Regions from separate parts of the Homo sapiens genome. Here region 2 is linked to region 1. Evidence: chromatin contacts called from ENCODE Hi-C or POLR2A ChIA-PET data. All regions are on one chromosome and are shown on one strand. The core of a region is the stretch at or near the end of the contact, and the rest is flanking DNA. Distances in the headings are between cores, read along the strand shown. Region 1 has its middle 6.0 kb from the start of MIR12117. Region 2 holds the start of SPINK4 (serine peptidase inhibitor Kazal type 4).

What was found. Hi-C counts contacts between places; a loop is a spot of excess contacts on that map. ChIA-PET counts read pairs that join two places held with the same protein, here RNA polymerase II (POLR2A). Pooled maps may share reads with other maps.
Region 2: a loop to region 1 is called in a map of K562, with 2.2 times the contacts of the local background. The contact joins the promoter of SPINK4 here to the enhancer-like site in region 1. A Hi-C loop is called at or near these places in 7 of 168 maps with a recorded cell type or tissue (K562, esophagus muscularis mucosa, gastrocnemius medialis and 2 more) and 8 of 50 pooled maps. POLR2A ChIA-PET finds 5 or more read pairs at or near these places in 4 of 52 experiments (OCI-LY7, PC-9, Panc1 and 1 more).

What each region holds. Positions count from the first base shown.
Region 1 is chr9:33,098,829-33,106,508 of GRCh38, forward strand. It overlaps a transcript of B4GALT1 not described here. Among named protein-coding and RNA genes, the nearest start is that of MIR12117, 6.0 kb to the right of the region's middle. Within about 2 kb of position 2,868, at least 10 of the 41 ENCODE cell types and tissues checked have a DNase peak (open chromatin) inside an H3K27ac peak, as active enhancers do; they include PC-9 and gastrocnemius medialis, where a contact is called at or near this core.
Region 2 is chr9:33,236,057-33,242,973 of GRCh38, forward strand. It overlaps SPINK4 (serine peptidase inhibitor Kazal type 4), which reads left to right and starts at 4,111. Exons shown (of 4, transcript NM_014471.3): 1 at 4,111-4,213. The coding sequence starts at 4,153.

The DNA.
Region 1 (7,680 bases), core at 1,618-4,117:
AAAGAGTAAAAATATATACAATACCTGGGAAAAAATAATAAAAATGTATAAGATCCCTGTGAAGAAATGCAAGAAGACCTAAACCAAAAGAGGATTCTATCTTGTTTATACGTTGAAGGTTTGATGTTTTAAAGATATCAGGTCTCTTATAGTGATCCATAAACTTACCAGCATTTCAATCAATATCTCAAAAAGTGGGGTGATTATGGTGGGGTTTTTTGGTGGCTCTTGAGAGGCTGATTGTAAAGTTCTTATGGAAATGCAAGAGCCAAGACACTCAATAAAAAAAGAACAAGTTTCAGTAAAAAGGTACAGTATGGTAGTGGGACAACGATAGATAAATAAAGCCATGAACTAGAATAGAGTCCAGGGACAGACCCTCACAGGAAAGGACAGTTGCTTTATGACCAAGGTGGCATTGAAGTACAGTGGAGAAAGGACAACAGCTTTTCAATAAACAGTACTGGGATAATTGTGGATGTCCACAAAAAAGCAATTTGCCTACAGTTCCCCAGTGACTATGTGGTGAAGCCAAGTCTTTATTATTTTTTTATTTGTCTTGAGATAGAGTCCACGCCTGGCTAATTTTTGTATTTTTAGGACAGACAGGGTTTCAACAAGTTGGCCACGCTGGTCTCGAACTCCTGACCTCAGGTGATCTGCCTGCCTCGGCCTCCCAAAATGCTGGAATTACAGGCATGAGCCATCATGCCCGGCCTGAAGCCAAGTCTTTAAACCCAAACGTATCTGGCTCTAAAGTCCATACTCTTTACATTTGGCCAACCACCATGTCACGTCCCAAAGCTGTGGTGAGCAACAGGCCTCCCAAGCTATGGAGGTGCTCTGTGACCCAGTAAATGTTGTGAATACCTGCAGAGGAGATAATTACTGCCTTCCAGGTTGGCAGGGTCTCCTTGGCCCATAGCCCTAAAGCTCCTACTGGGTTCCCCTCCTCTCTGGTAAAGTACAGCTGGCACCTGACCACCAAGTCCCTTTGAAAAAGAGTGGCCCTCTGGTTGACTCTGGCAAGGGGGACTTCAGCAGGGGGCTGGCCTTACAGCCAAGGTACTCAGGACTGAATACCCCCAGGGCGCTGTGAGAGGCTGATGCTCTGAGGTTCCCTTGGGGTCAGCCTCAGGCCAGAATTTGGTCACCAGAACTAGGTCACCAGAGACTCTTGGGACAAGTTTTGTGTTTTACTTTTTAAGCTGAACTTTGTGTTTTTGTGGCTTTGGTTCAGGGGTAGAACCCAGCTGAAGAAGGAAAAGCAGTAGAGCCTTCCAGGAAAACACGCAGAGGAGGCCTAGTTCCCTTTGGCCTCTTGGCCATGCCCTGGGGGATCCCTCGGAACTACCAGGGACTGCCCTTCCTCCATTCCTCCCTTCCCTAGTTTCCTGGATTGACAAAGTAGACCTTTGTTTCTGGCTTTGAGACCTTGAGGGAGGATAAGAGTCCTGTCTTTAGCACCCTAGCAGTAACTATAATCAGGCTGAAGAGTTTTCTTAGAAATACAAAATGGCAGCTTGGAAAGGCCCTCGTAGCCTCCTGACCCCGTTTCCAGATGGGGAGTAGAGAGATGATCTTGTTACAGGAAAAGGATCCCAATCTAGACCCCAAGAAAGGGTTCTTGGATCTTGTGCAAGAAAGAACTTGGGGCAAGTCCATGGAGTAAAACGAAAGCAAGTTTATTAAGAAAGCAGAAGAATAAAAGAATGGCTACTCCACTGGCAGAACAGCGGAGTGGGCTGCTTGACTGAGTATACTTATAGTTATTTCTTGATTATATGCTAAACAAGAGGTGAATTATTCGTGAGTTTTCTGGGAAAGGGGTGGGGATTTCCCCCAGAACTGATGGTTCCTCCCCTTTTTAGACCGTATAGGGTAACTTCCAGACATTGCCATGGCATTTTTAAACTGTCGTGGCACTGATGGGAATGGGAGTGTCTTTTAGCATGCGAATGCATTATAATTAGCATATAGTGAGTGGTAAGGACACCAGAGGTCACTTTCATCACCATCTTGGTTTTGGTGGGTTTTGGTTGGCTTCTTTACAGCATCCTGTTTTATCAGCAGGGTCTTTGTGACCTGTATCTTTTTTTTTTTTTTTTTGAGACGGAGTTTCACTCTTGTTGCCCAGGCTGGAGTGCAATGGTGTGATCTCGGCTCACTGCAACCTCCACCTCCCAGGTTCAAGCGATTCTCCTGTCTCAGCCTCCCGAGTAGCTGGTATTACAGGCGCCTACCACCATGCCTAATTTTTGTATTTTTAGTAGAGATGGCATTTCGCCATGTTGGCCAGACCGGTCTCAAACTCCTAACCTCCAGTGATCCACCCGCCTCGGCCTCCCAGAGTGCTGGGATTACAAGTGTGAGCCACCACGCCCGGTCTGTGACCTGTATCCTATGCCAACCTTCAGTCTCATCCTGTGACTAAGAATGCCTAACCTTCTGGGAATGCAGCCCAGTAGGTTTCAGCCTTATTTCACCCAGCCCCAGTTCAAGATGGAGTTGCTCTGGTTCAAACGCCTTTGACATTCTGGCCTTGGTCACCCAGGGGTCAACCCTAGACTCCCATTACAGCACTTCCTCAGTTCCCTCAACTAATTGCACTCCCTCAAATTGAGGCATTCCCAGCAGTATGCTAGGATGTGTACTGACATCAGGGTTGGAGAGGGGCCAGGGAAAGGCCTGGCAGGCCTTGTCTCCCACAAAGAAAACCCTTGGAACAGTCTCCCGGAGGTTGTGGGCAGTGAACCTGCACGACAGGGTAGACCCAAGACAGGAAGAGTGCCCATGGATCCTGGGAGCCAGCAGGGCCAAGATCTGCCAGCCAAATTCACAGAGGCCACCAAGCCCAGCGCCCTTGAGACACACACAGCATCTGAGTCAGACACAGAGCATTCCAAGCTGGTAGGAATGGCCCAAGCTGACATATGAGATGTCATGCCCAACAGACAAATTGTTCATGGGGAAGATTTCTCCTGTCCTCAGCATGCAATTCTTCTCTCCCCATTCCATAGTCTCATTGTCACTAGGTCAGTGTCTATCCAGAGCAAACCACATGGAACACAAATCATTGAGGCTTGGAGTTGATGAAGTTAAACCCAACAGCCTGCTTTTTAGCAGTCTTGATTCAGCTTGTCATCAAAACAAACCACAGCCCCTGGCTTTGCTTAGGAAAATGCCTTTGGCTGAGAACTTACAGGGGGGTCTTGGAATAGTGTGGCAATTGCTCTCCCTTGGGAAGAGGGTGTACAGTCGGGGAGGAAAGGTGCCCAGAAGAGAAAGGGAGAACTAAGCAGGCATCTAGGCCTTATTGGGGAATCCTAGGTCTCCACCTGGACTTCTGGGTCCCCGCAGTCTTCAGACAGACACTGTGCTGAGCCCTCCTGAGCACCAGGTGTTGGCCCAGGCAGGGCAGGTCCAGGAGGATTAAGAAGCTGTGTTGTCCATGAAGCAGGAACTGGTTGTTGCTGCCCAGAGTGATGCCTCAGAGGCAGAAAACCCCATGTCTTCAGGTCCACTTGCATCCCCAGCCCTCAGGAGTCTCCCTTCTTCCCTCTTCCCCACGCCTCAGGCCTCCTTGCATCCTCATGGATTGTTTCAGTGTTAACCATTCCTGTACATCTCCCAGACCGTGGTGACACCAATGCAATGCCCCTGGTATACGGAACTGTCGCTGTCAAGTTTACTAGGTTCCTAAGTCCTCTAAAACAGTAAAGGGAAAACAAAACAAAACACAAACAATCTCATCCCAAAGGTGCTCTTGGCTCCAGCCCTGGATCCAGGCTGTACTTCTCTCGGCAGTGCTGCTGAGGCCACAGCTTCCCTGGCTGGGGCAAGGAACCTCACAGCCTCCATCGCCCTGCTCCCACACTGTGTGGATGAGGAGCTGGGTCATGGTCCAGTGGCCAGAGCCCTAGCCTGGGACTCAGGAGGTCTGTGTCAGACCCAAACTCTGTGTGACCTTGTGCAAGTCATGTGAGCTCCCTGAGCCTAAGTTTCCCATGCTGGAATTATTGTAAGGAGCAACACACGGTACGTGGGAAAGCGCCGAGTGTGCTCATGGAGGGTGAACACGGGTGAGGGGTTCACGAGTCCACCTGCACCCTCCCTGCCCCACAGGCCCGCCTTGGAGGAAGGTGGGAACTAAGAGCTGGGCCATGGAGCTGGCCTTTCTCCTGTGCTTCTGTCATCAGGGGAGACCAAAGTCACTGTGGCCACCGCAACAGGACACAGGGAGCACTCCAAAGGCCCCGGCGACGTTTGATTGTCCAGCATTCCACATCTGTCCCAGAAATGAGTTTCCAACAGCTCCAGGCTCAGGTCTGTGTCAAAATCCAGATGTCAGGGCCTCCCTCTGCAACAGGGCTCCTAGATTCTGGAGTCAAAGATCTACTAGAAAAGGGGTCCCCCTTGTCGAGCTCTGATCAGGCACAAGAGGCGAATCTCGCCCCTCCAGAGCCAAGACAGTGTTCCTCTCCTACCGCATTCTTTCCATTCTTTAGTGTCTTGAGGCTTGACAGTTCAATTGCCCTCACAAAAGAGTGGCAAGAAATGTTGTAACTATTTTTCTAAACCTGAGAGAATTGCCAGAAGCCCCCCCAGCCTGTGTTGAGCTCCCATTCTGCCTTCTCAGACCTTCCTACAGCCATGCCATTTCCCACCACCTGTGAACAGAGTTCAGGCCTCCACCATTCCCCCAGGGGAGGAACCCTGCATCACCCTTCCAAGACTGGGGGACTTATGGGGAATGCAACTCCTCCCAGAAGACAACCCAGCATGTCCTCTCAACAGGGCCAACATTCTGAACAAAGGCCTCAGCCCAGGGTGGGGCGGGGACGCTTAGAACAGGGGCCTGGCCCCAGGCTATGTAGAGAAGGAAAATCATCTTCAATTTTTTGCTCATGCATCTGCTCCCAGAAACAATTACAGAGTAATTTCTGCACTAAATTATTCATACATTTCCCTGCCTCATATGGAAAGACCATTCTGTAGTTTCCTTTGTTTCCTTAGGCCTCTTTCCAATCGATAAATATAGATCCACTTCATCATTCTCAATGGTTGCATAGTACTTGATTGTTTGGATGTACTTCATTTTACTTAGCACAGTCCCCCGTTGACGGTGGCTTCTCATTTTCCAGGGCTACAAACAGCACTAGGGCGAACACTGACGCACATACATCTTGGGGTGTGACTTTGTTTTCTTAGGATGAATTCCTAGAAGTTGACTTGTGAGGTCAAAAGATAGGTCCACTTTTAGGATTTATTTCTCTATAGTCCACTCCCAGAATGGGTGTGGTAGTACCCTCGCCAGTACCAAGTCCTGTCTCTCCCAAGTGTCCTGCCCACTCTCCAATCCAGGGTCTAACATGGAGTTCAGGCTCTGCTTCCTGACACCAGGGGACCCTCCTCTCCTTCAAGACATAACCTATCTAGCTGACTCCATTTTCACCCCCAGGGATAATCCAGCCCCCAGCTTGTCATTTCTTCCTCTAAAAAGCCTCCAGCTCAGCCCCTAGTTTCCACCAACAGTCAGTGGGAACCAAGTGGGCACCCTGGGAGTAAGAGGCTCCTTGCTCCCAGTCCTGAGATCTTGACTGAGTCCAGGCTTCAACTTCTCCACCTAAGCCCCACCTGGCAAAAGGACGGTTGTACCTATGTCATAGCTTTGCCACAGCCCAGACTCCTTAGGGGAGGACAGCATTTGTCTCGAGAACAGGTAGCCGCTGAAAAGCCAGTCACTGGGGTCAAGGTCCCCAGCTGGATTCAGCAACCAGGCTGAGTCCTTATGACTGGCCAATCCTCCTCAGGTGGCACAGCCCACACAGCCAGCACGTCTCACGCTCAAATCTCCAGGAAGATGCTGGGACTAACCACCATGCGCTGCCACCTCCAGAGCAGAACAGACCAGGCGAAGCCTTCACCACAGGAGTCTTCTTATTTTTTCATACTGTGGTAAAATACACATAACAGAAAATGCATCATTTTACCTTTTTTTTTTTTTTTGAGACAGTCTCACTCTGTTGCCCAGGCTGGAGTGCAGTGACGTGCTAAGTAAATGAACTGCAACTTCCACCTCTTGGGTTCAAACAATTCTCCTGCCTCAGCCTCCTGAGTGCCTGGGATTACAGGCATGTGCCACCACGCCCAGCTAATTTTTGTATTTTTAGTAGAGACGGGGTTTCACTGTGTTGGCCAGGCTGGTCTCAAACTCCTGACCTCAAGTGATCCGCCCACCTTGGCCTCCCAAAGTGCTGGGATTACTGGCGTGAGCCACTCACTGCGCCCGGCCTCCACATTTTAACCTTATTTATTTATTTATTTTGAGATGGAGTTTCACTCTTGTTGCCCAGGCTGGAATGCAATGGCCCAATCTCGGCTCACCACAACCTCCGCCTTCCAGGTTCAAGAGATTCTCCTGCCTCAGCCTCCCTAGTAGCTGGGATTACAGGCATGCACCACCACGCCTGGCTAATTTTGTATTTTTAGTAGAGACAGGGTTTCTCCATGTTGGTCAGGCTGGTCTCGAGAACTCCCAACCTCAGGTGATCCTCCCGCCTCAGCCTCCCAAAGTGCTAGGATTACAGACATGAGCCACCAAGCCGGCCCATTTTAACCATTTTTAAATGGGAACAGGTAGCAACTGAAAAGTCAGTCATCGGGGGCAGAGTGCCAATGTAAAGTTCTGTGGCATAAAGTACATTCATATTGTTGCACCACCACCATCCATTTCCAGAACTTTTTCATCTTCCCCAACTAAAACTCTGTACTCATTAAACAATAACTCCCCATTCCCCTTCCCTTCCCCATGCCCCTGACAACCACCATTCTGCCTTCTGTCTCTGTGAGTTTGACTATTTTAGCTGACTCGTCTAAGTGCAATCATATGATATTTGTCCTTTTGTGACTGACTTATTTCGGTTAGCATAATATCTTCAAGGTTCATCTGAGTTGTAGTATATGTCAGAATTTCCTCCCCTTTTAAGGCTGACCGATATTCCATTGTATGTATATACCGCCTTTTGTTTATCCATCAATGGACTCGTGGGTTTTTTTTTTTTTTTTTTTTTTGGCTACTGTGAATAATAGTGCTAGGAACTAGTATCTGCTCAGGCTCCTGTTTTTATTTCTTTTGGGTATATAGCTAAAAATGGACTTGTTGCATTCTATGGTAATTCCATGTTTAATTTTTGGAGGAATTTCCATACCATTTTCCATAGGGGTTCCACCATTTTACATTCCTACCAGCAATGCACAAGTATTCCAATTTCTTCTTTTCTTTTACCCTGAATCAACAATGACTAACATCAGATCCAATTTCTGCATATCTTTGCCAACACTTATTTTGTGTTTCTGGTTTTTAAAATAATAACCATCCAAATTGGTGTATCTCTTTGTGATTTTTATCTGCATTTCCACTTAAGGGAGCCTTCTTAAGGTCAGGAAATCCTAGATCCCTTTGTCAAAGGACAGATGGCCCAGCTGAAAGAAGCCTGGGTAGGGAGTTTGCTCCCACGCTCCTCTTAACCCTATTTCTTACTCCTGGGAGCTGAGCAGAGGTACAGCCACCCTGTCCGCATCCCTGTGCTTCTCCCTCAGGCCCCTGGGTACTCTTGACCCTGCTGAGCTTGGTAGGGGATGATCAGGAAGCCTGAGTTTTGGAAGTTAAGGAAGAGC
Region 2 (6,917 bases), core at 2,861-5,360, 140 kb after region 1:
GTGGGGCAAGGTGAAGGTGAAGCTGGAAAGATGGGTTGGGATCAGATGTTGAAGGGGTGTGGTCACCAGGCTAAGGAGTTTGGGCTTCTTCCTGTTGGCAGTGGACGCCATTACAGTGTTTTGGGCAAGATGACCTGGTCAGCTTTGCTCTTTAGGACGCTTGTCCGGGACGCTGCGTGCAGAGTGATTTGGAGTGGCAGGTGGAGAGCCAGGGATATGAGACAGGACACCATTGAGGTGGCCAGGTTGGAGACAACAGTGGCCAGGACTAGGGTAGAGTGGGGGGTGTGGAGGGGCAGGGATGGATTCAAGAGCTATGTAGGAAGCAGAACCTAGACCCTCCATGGGAAGGCAAACAAGGCTGAGGGGTCAGTGCCTGGGATTCCACTGCCGGAGGTTGCTGGGATGTGGGTCAGGGGAGCAGAGATCAAGGCTTATTTAGCCCCCACTGACCATTCCAGACTCCTGTCATGGCCCTCCCCGGCTCCCTGGCCCCACTTTGCCCACATGGCTTCTCTGTTCTTCAGATGTGAGAAGCTTCTTCTTGCCTCAGGGCTCTCACACATTCTGTTTCCTCTACCTGCAGCACTGTTCCACTTGGCTACAGCCTGCCCTGCCCACTCAGCCCTTGGCGTCTCTGATCTCAGATGGATAGGTCACTCTTGGATCCTCTCACAGAACAGAGCATGTGTGGTTCATGGGACTCACTCCAGCAGTGATGATACAATGCTGCTGCCCGTTCAGTACTGTGCCTCTACTTAACCAAAGCTCCTGGAGGACAGGAACTGTATCTGACTCACTCTCTGCCATATCCAAGCACTCAGCATGGAGCATGGCACTTAGCCGCTTGTTAAACTTTTACTGAATACATGAATGGTGAATTAATGGTGAGGTTTTCTTGGATGCACTGACATCCTTAATGGGCTGTTCAATAGCAGTCGGATATAGGAGCTAGGTTCACACTTTGATGGGATGACAGATTACGAAGTTTGTTACTATGAGTGAATCTAGAAGGTATTTGTCTGAAGAGGAGACCTTGGGGTGGGCTGGGATGGTAAGTGAGCTCAGTACTCCACAGGCTGCCCTTGACTTTACTCTGTACTTTGAAGGATGCAAAATTCAAGCGTCCTGGCTCCTTGCAGCAACTAGAATGTTCAGTAGCCATTTCTGCCACGTGGATAGAAATCTAAGGTCCAAAACAAGGAAGGGATCAAATCCCTTTGCTCCCCTCTGTCCCTTCCTCACTGTAACCTGGGACACTGACAGACAGACCTGTCAGTGATCAGATGAGAAATGGAGAGAGGCCCAGGAGCTTCACATGTGCAAGGGTAGGAGGCAGGCAGATGGCAGACCTGCTCAGCCTAAAGGTGCTTGTGCAAGTACAGGAGGTTCATGCAAGTACAGGAGGCCAGAGACAAAGCTATAAGCCCCAAGGACTCTCAGGGAGGCAGACCTCTTGTGTGAGGAAGGACTGTCTTTGTTCGAAGCCATCCAACAACGAAACTGGTAGGTAGTGAGCTCCCCATCACCATGAATGACCTCCCAGTGGGGCTGCTGTAGGAAAGCCCTAGTGGAAGAAGGGAGATGAAACCCAGATGACCATTATTTTTTATTTTATTATTTTATTTATTTATGTATCTATTTATTTATTTTGAGACCGTCTGGCTCCATCACCCAGGCTGGAGTGCAGTGGCGCAATCTCGGCTCACTTCAACCTCCGCCTCCCTAGTTCAAGTAATTCTCCTCCCTCAGCCTCCCAAGTAACTGAGATTACAGGCACACGCCACCACACCCAGCTAATTTGTGTGTGTGTGTGTGTGTGTGTGTGTGTGTGTGTGTATTTTTAGTAGAGATGGGGTTTCACCATGTCAGCCAGCCTGGTCTCGAACTCCTGACCTCAGGTGATCCATGCAGCTTGGCCTCCCAAAGTGCTAGGATTACAGGCGTGAGCCACCACACCAAGCCTATTTTTATTTATTTATTTATTTATTTATTTATTTAGGCAGTTTCTCGCTCTGTCACCAGGCTGGAATGCAGTGGCACAACCTTGGCTCACTGCACCCTCCACCTCCCAGGTTCAAGCAATTCTCCTGCCTCAGCCTCCTGAGTAGCTGGGATTACAGGTATGCGCCACCACGCCTGGCTAATTTTTTGTATTTTTGGTAGAGATGGGTGTCACCATGTTGACCAGGGCTGGTCTCGAACTCCTGACCTCAAGTGAATGCACCCGCCTCAGCCTCCTCCCAAAGTGCTGGGATTACAGGTGTGAGCCATGGTGCCTGGCCCCAAGATGACCTTTAAAGTCCAATTCCCCTTTTATAAGATGGCGTTTTTGCTTTAGGACAGGAAGTCATCATTAAATATTTTCTCTACCTGCCTAAGCAATGGAAAGATAGCTGCCACCTGCCTCAGAGGCATCCCTGGGACTGTGCAGTTTCCTAAGGAGGAACGGAAGGATCTTGAAGCTGAGTCAAGGATCACTGGGGGCCTCAAGCTAGTCTTGGCCACAGGTCTGGGGCTTCTATGGGTCTGTAGAGGTGACTGGATGGCTGGTGTCCCCAAAGGGACTGTTCTTTTTTTAATTAAAAAAAAAATTTTTTTTTAGAGTTGGGGTCTTGCTATATTGCCCAGGCTGGTCTCTAATTTCTGGGCTCAAGCAATCCTCCTGCCTCAGCCTCCCAAGTGTTAGGATTACAGGCATGAGCCACCGCACCTGGCTGGGGCTGTCCTCAAACAAGAATCCTTCGCCTTGTCATTGGAATATTCTTGCAACTTATCTGCAGGCTTGAAATCTTTCGAAATAAAGTTTTTCTTTAAAAAAAAAAAACACAGATTCTGATTTAAATATTTCAGAGCGAAGCTCAGCATCTGTATTTGTAAATTCTCCCCCAGGGAAATCCAATCTGCAGACAGAGCTGAAAAACACTGATCTAAATGAATTAGAGAAACGTGTATGTAAATAAAATGTATTTTATATATCAGAAATTCTTTGAGAGCAAATATCCAAATGACTTATTAATGTATACTATGTAAGTATGGGGGAGTTTTAGAAACTGATTTTTCTTTAAAAGAATCTTGTCTTTATTTAACCTATGAAGATACAGATGAGGCCGCGTGCAGTGACTCATGCCTATAATCCCAGCACTTTGGGAGGCCGAGGCAGGCAGATCACGAGGTCAGGAGTTCGAGATCAGCCTGGCCAACATAGTGAAACCCCGTCTCTACTAAAAATACAAAAAGTTAGCTGGGCAGGTGGCAGGTGCCTGTAATCCTAGCTACTCAGGAGGCTGAGGCAGGAGAATCGCTTGAACCCAGGAGGCAGGGGTTGCAGCCAGCCGAGATCGCGCCAGGCACACCAGCCCGGGCAACAGTGTGAGACTCTGTCTCAAAAAAAAAAAAAGCAAATGAACACATAATACCTGCAAAGCAAGAAGGCATCTTCCTTTTAATGTTTTATTTTGCCTTTGTTTTGCCTGTTAGTTGTGCCCACTTTGCGGTACAAAAAAATAAGTGAAATAAAAGTAAGTAAAAATGATCATTTCTGCTTACGTTTACAGCTCATTTCATATTCTGCAAAATGTTTTCCCGTCTGCTATCACCGCCGCCATCCTCACAGCAGCCTGGGAGAAAGGCAGAGCCAAAAGTCTCATCTCCACTTCGTGCATGGGTGATCTGAGGCCCAGTTAAGAAAAGTGGCTCTACCGAGGTCCCAGAGTTGGTTGCTGGAGGCACTGGCAAAGGAATCCAGGCTCCAGCCCCCTTCTCTGCCTCCTGCCATCTTCCAGTTGCTTTTTTCCTTTCTCTCTTTCTCTATCTCTTTCCCCTTCTCTCTGCCTTGAACTCTCTCTCTTTCTACTTCAACTTTCCTCTCCTTGCTCCAACCCTCAGATTGGAGTCAGCTTTGCAAGTTGTCCAAACTTTTTGTCACTCTGGAAACCTGCCAGCCCCATGGCCACAGCCCCATCTCATCAAAAGCTCAGCATCTGCACCTAGAGCAAGCCCTTTCCGGATGTCAGCGTGCAAAGATTAACTCTGGTCTCTCCATCTGGCCCTAGATAAGATAAGATTAGGAGAGCGGCACTATAAATAGGCCCCCATCCTTCCTCAGGCGCAGGCCCCAGCCAGCTCAGGCTACACTATCCCAGGATCAGCATGGCCGTCCGCCAGTGGGTAATCGCCCTGGCCTTGGCTGCCCTCCTTGTTGTGGACAGGGGTGAGTGGGCAGAACCTGGATTCTCTGTGGCTTTGTGTTGGTAGGTGAGCTTGGGGTGAGAGCAGAAGCAGGGCCTGGAGCACCCTGTGAGGCCTCAGCTTTTTCCATGTACCTTCATTCTGCATATGCACCCTCCACTGTGCTGGGGAAAGTTCTGGGCTGGGAGAAAAGAAACTTGGGTTCAAATCCTGACTGGCGCAGAATTACCAAAGTCCCCTACCCTCTTGGGGCCTCAGTTTCTCCAGCTGTAAAAGAGGGCATTGTTCCAGTTCAAAGCTGCACTGAGCAACTATTGGGCTGGAGGCTGTGGGGACAGAAGGGAGCAGGTAGGTCCCAGCTCTCAGGAGAGACTGACAAGTATGCTGGGTGCAGGGTGGTGGATGCTAAGAGAGACCTGGCCGAGGTCTTCTGAGCTCCCGATCTCTCTGAAAGGCTGTGGTTTGGGACTTGGGCAGCCATGTGAGCACGACAGAGCCCTTTCCCAGGACTGGACACATATACTTGGGGCAGGGCCCTCTCAGGATCTGGGCCATCCCTGCAATCTCACAGCTACCATGTCAGGCACTGTTCTGAGCCCTTAAGACAGATTAGTGACCCAAACAGAAAAAGCACGGTCCTGATGGAGCATAAATCCAATGGGGTAGAGGAAAAGGGGAAAGGCAATAAACAAGATGGTTACAATGTATGTTAAACGGTATGTTAGAAGCTGATAAAAGTTAAGGAAAAAATACTTGGCAGGGTGATGGGCACTGGAAGGGGGTTGCAATTTCAAATCAGGGGAGGTATCTCTGAGAGTCCGATGTTTGAGCAAAGCTTGAAGGAGATGAGGGACTAAGCCATGTGGATATCTGGGAGAAGATTCCAGGCAGAGGGAACAGCTCAGGTGCAAAGGACCTGAGGCAGGGGCATGCCTGGAGTGACTGAGGTACTGTAAGACCAGTGTGGCAGGAGGGGACATTGTACGGAGTGATAGGAGAGGAGATGAGAGAGGCAAATTGGAACTGTACCGGGAAAGACCTTGTTGGCCAACATAAGAACTTGGCTTTTCCTCTGACTAAAATGGGAGGCACTGAAAGCTTTGAGCAGAGAGTTATGTCTTTCAAGGGTTGCTCTGGTTGGTACATTGAGAATAAACTGAACAGGGAAGCGGGGAGACCAGTTAGGACCCGCCTGGACAAAAGCCATAAGTTATAAGGCAACGCCTGGCAGGATCCAGGGCCACTGACCTCATGGCCAGTCCCACACCCATTTCCCCAGCTGGAAACAGACCTGGGCACAGGGGGAAAGGGAAACGGGTCTGGGGACCTGTTCAGGAGCAGCCTGCTTACGCCCAGCCTGGCACCTACACCTACCTACTCCTTGAGCAGTTGGGAACACTGAAAAGCCTGCTCTGAAGAAGTTTGGTTTTTGTTTGTTTGTTTTTGTTTTTGTTTTTTGCACATTTCAGACTACTGCCTGGGCTGAGTGAGGAGGGGGCATTTTGGGTCAAGGTCAAGGGCAGCCTGGGGGTAAATGTAGCTTTTCCCCACATCCCCCAGAAAGAAACTCTGACATCTTAGAGTTCTGAACACCCCCTCCTCCCAATACACTTTAATTTTTTTTTTTATTTAAACAAAAATTTTTTTTTCAAGACAGAGTCTTGCTTTGTTGCCCAGGCTGGAGTGCAGTGGCACGATCTTGGCTCACTGCAACCTCTGCCTCCTAGGTTGAAGCAATTATCCTGCCTCAGCCTCCTGAGTAGCTGGGATTACAGGCACATGCCACCACACCCAACTAATTTTTGTATTTTTAGTAGAGACGGAGTTTCACCATGTTGGCCAGGCTGGTCTCGAACTTCCAACCCCAAGATTTGCCCGCCTCGGCTTCCCAAGGTGCTGGGATTACACCAATGCACTTTAGTATTCAATTCCTGAACACCCACAGTGTAGGACATTGAACCAAGTGCTGCGCAAAGGCAGACATAAAGGAACCCCAAGGAGCTCAGGTGCATAGGGAGGCGGGGTGACCCAGTGAGTGGGACAGTACATGGTGGTGTGAAAGAAGCCTCCATCCAGATCTGCTCAGGAAACTGTTGGGGACGTCAAGGACAGCTTCACTGGGGGGCAGCATCAAGCCTTGAAAGGAGGGTATGATTCGGCGGGAGGAGAACGGAGACGAAGACATTTCAGGGAGGGGACATGGCATGAGCCAAAGCAGGGCCCAATCTAGGACCCGTGAGCAGAGAGGAATAGCTGGGGCATGGAGAGGTGTACTGGGAAGTCAGCCCAAGAAGCAAGTTTAGGGTCAGCTTACGCAGTACCCTAAACATAAGACTAAGCAGCTCAGGTCCATAGGGAGGCTTAGTGATCAGGACAGGGAACCACGGAAGGGCTTTATATTTTTTAAATGCTTTTCTTTTCCCTAACAGTTAAATATCAAGAAATGCACAAATCTTATCACTCGATGAATCTTGACAATGTATACACTCGTGTAACCCAAACCCCCATCAAGATACAGGACCTCTTGAGACAAGGACTTAGGGAAGAAAAATAAATACAGAACATTTCCATAGCCCCAGAAATTCCCCTATGTCAGTCAATCCCTGCCCCCATCCCAGTGCTCTGACACTTTTTTTTTTTTTTTAAGAGACAAAGTCTCACTCTGTTGCCCAGGCTGGAGTGCAGTGGTGCAATCATAGCTCACTGCAGCTTCAACCTCCTGGATT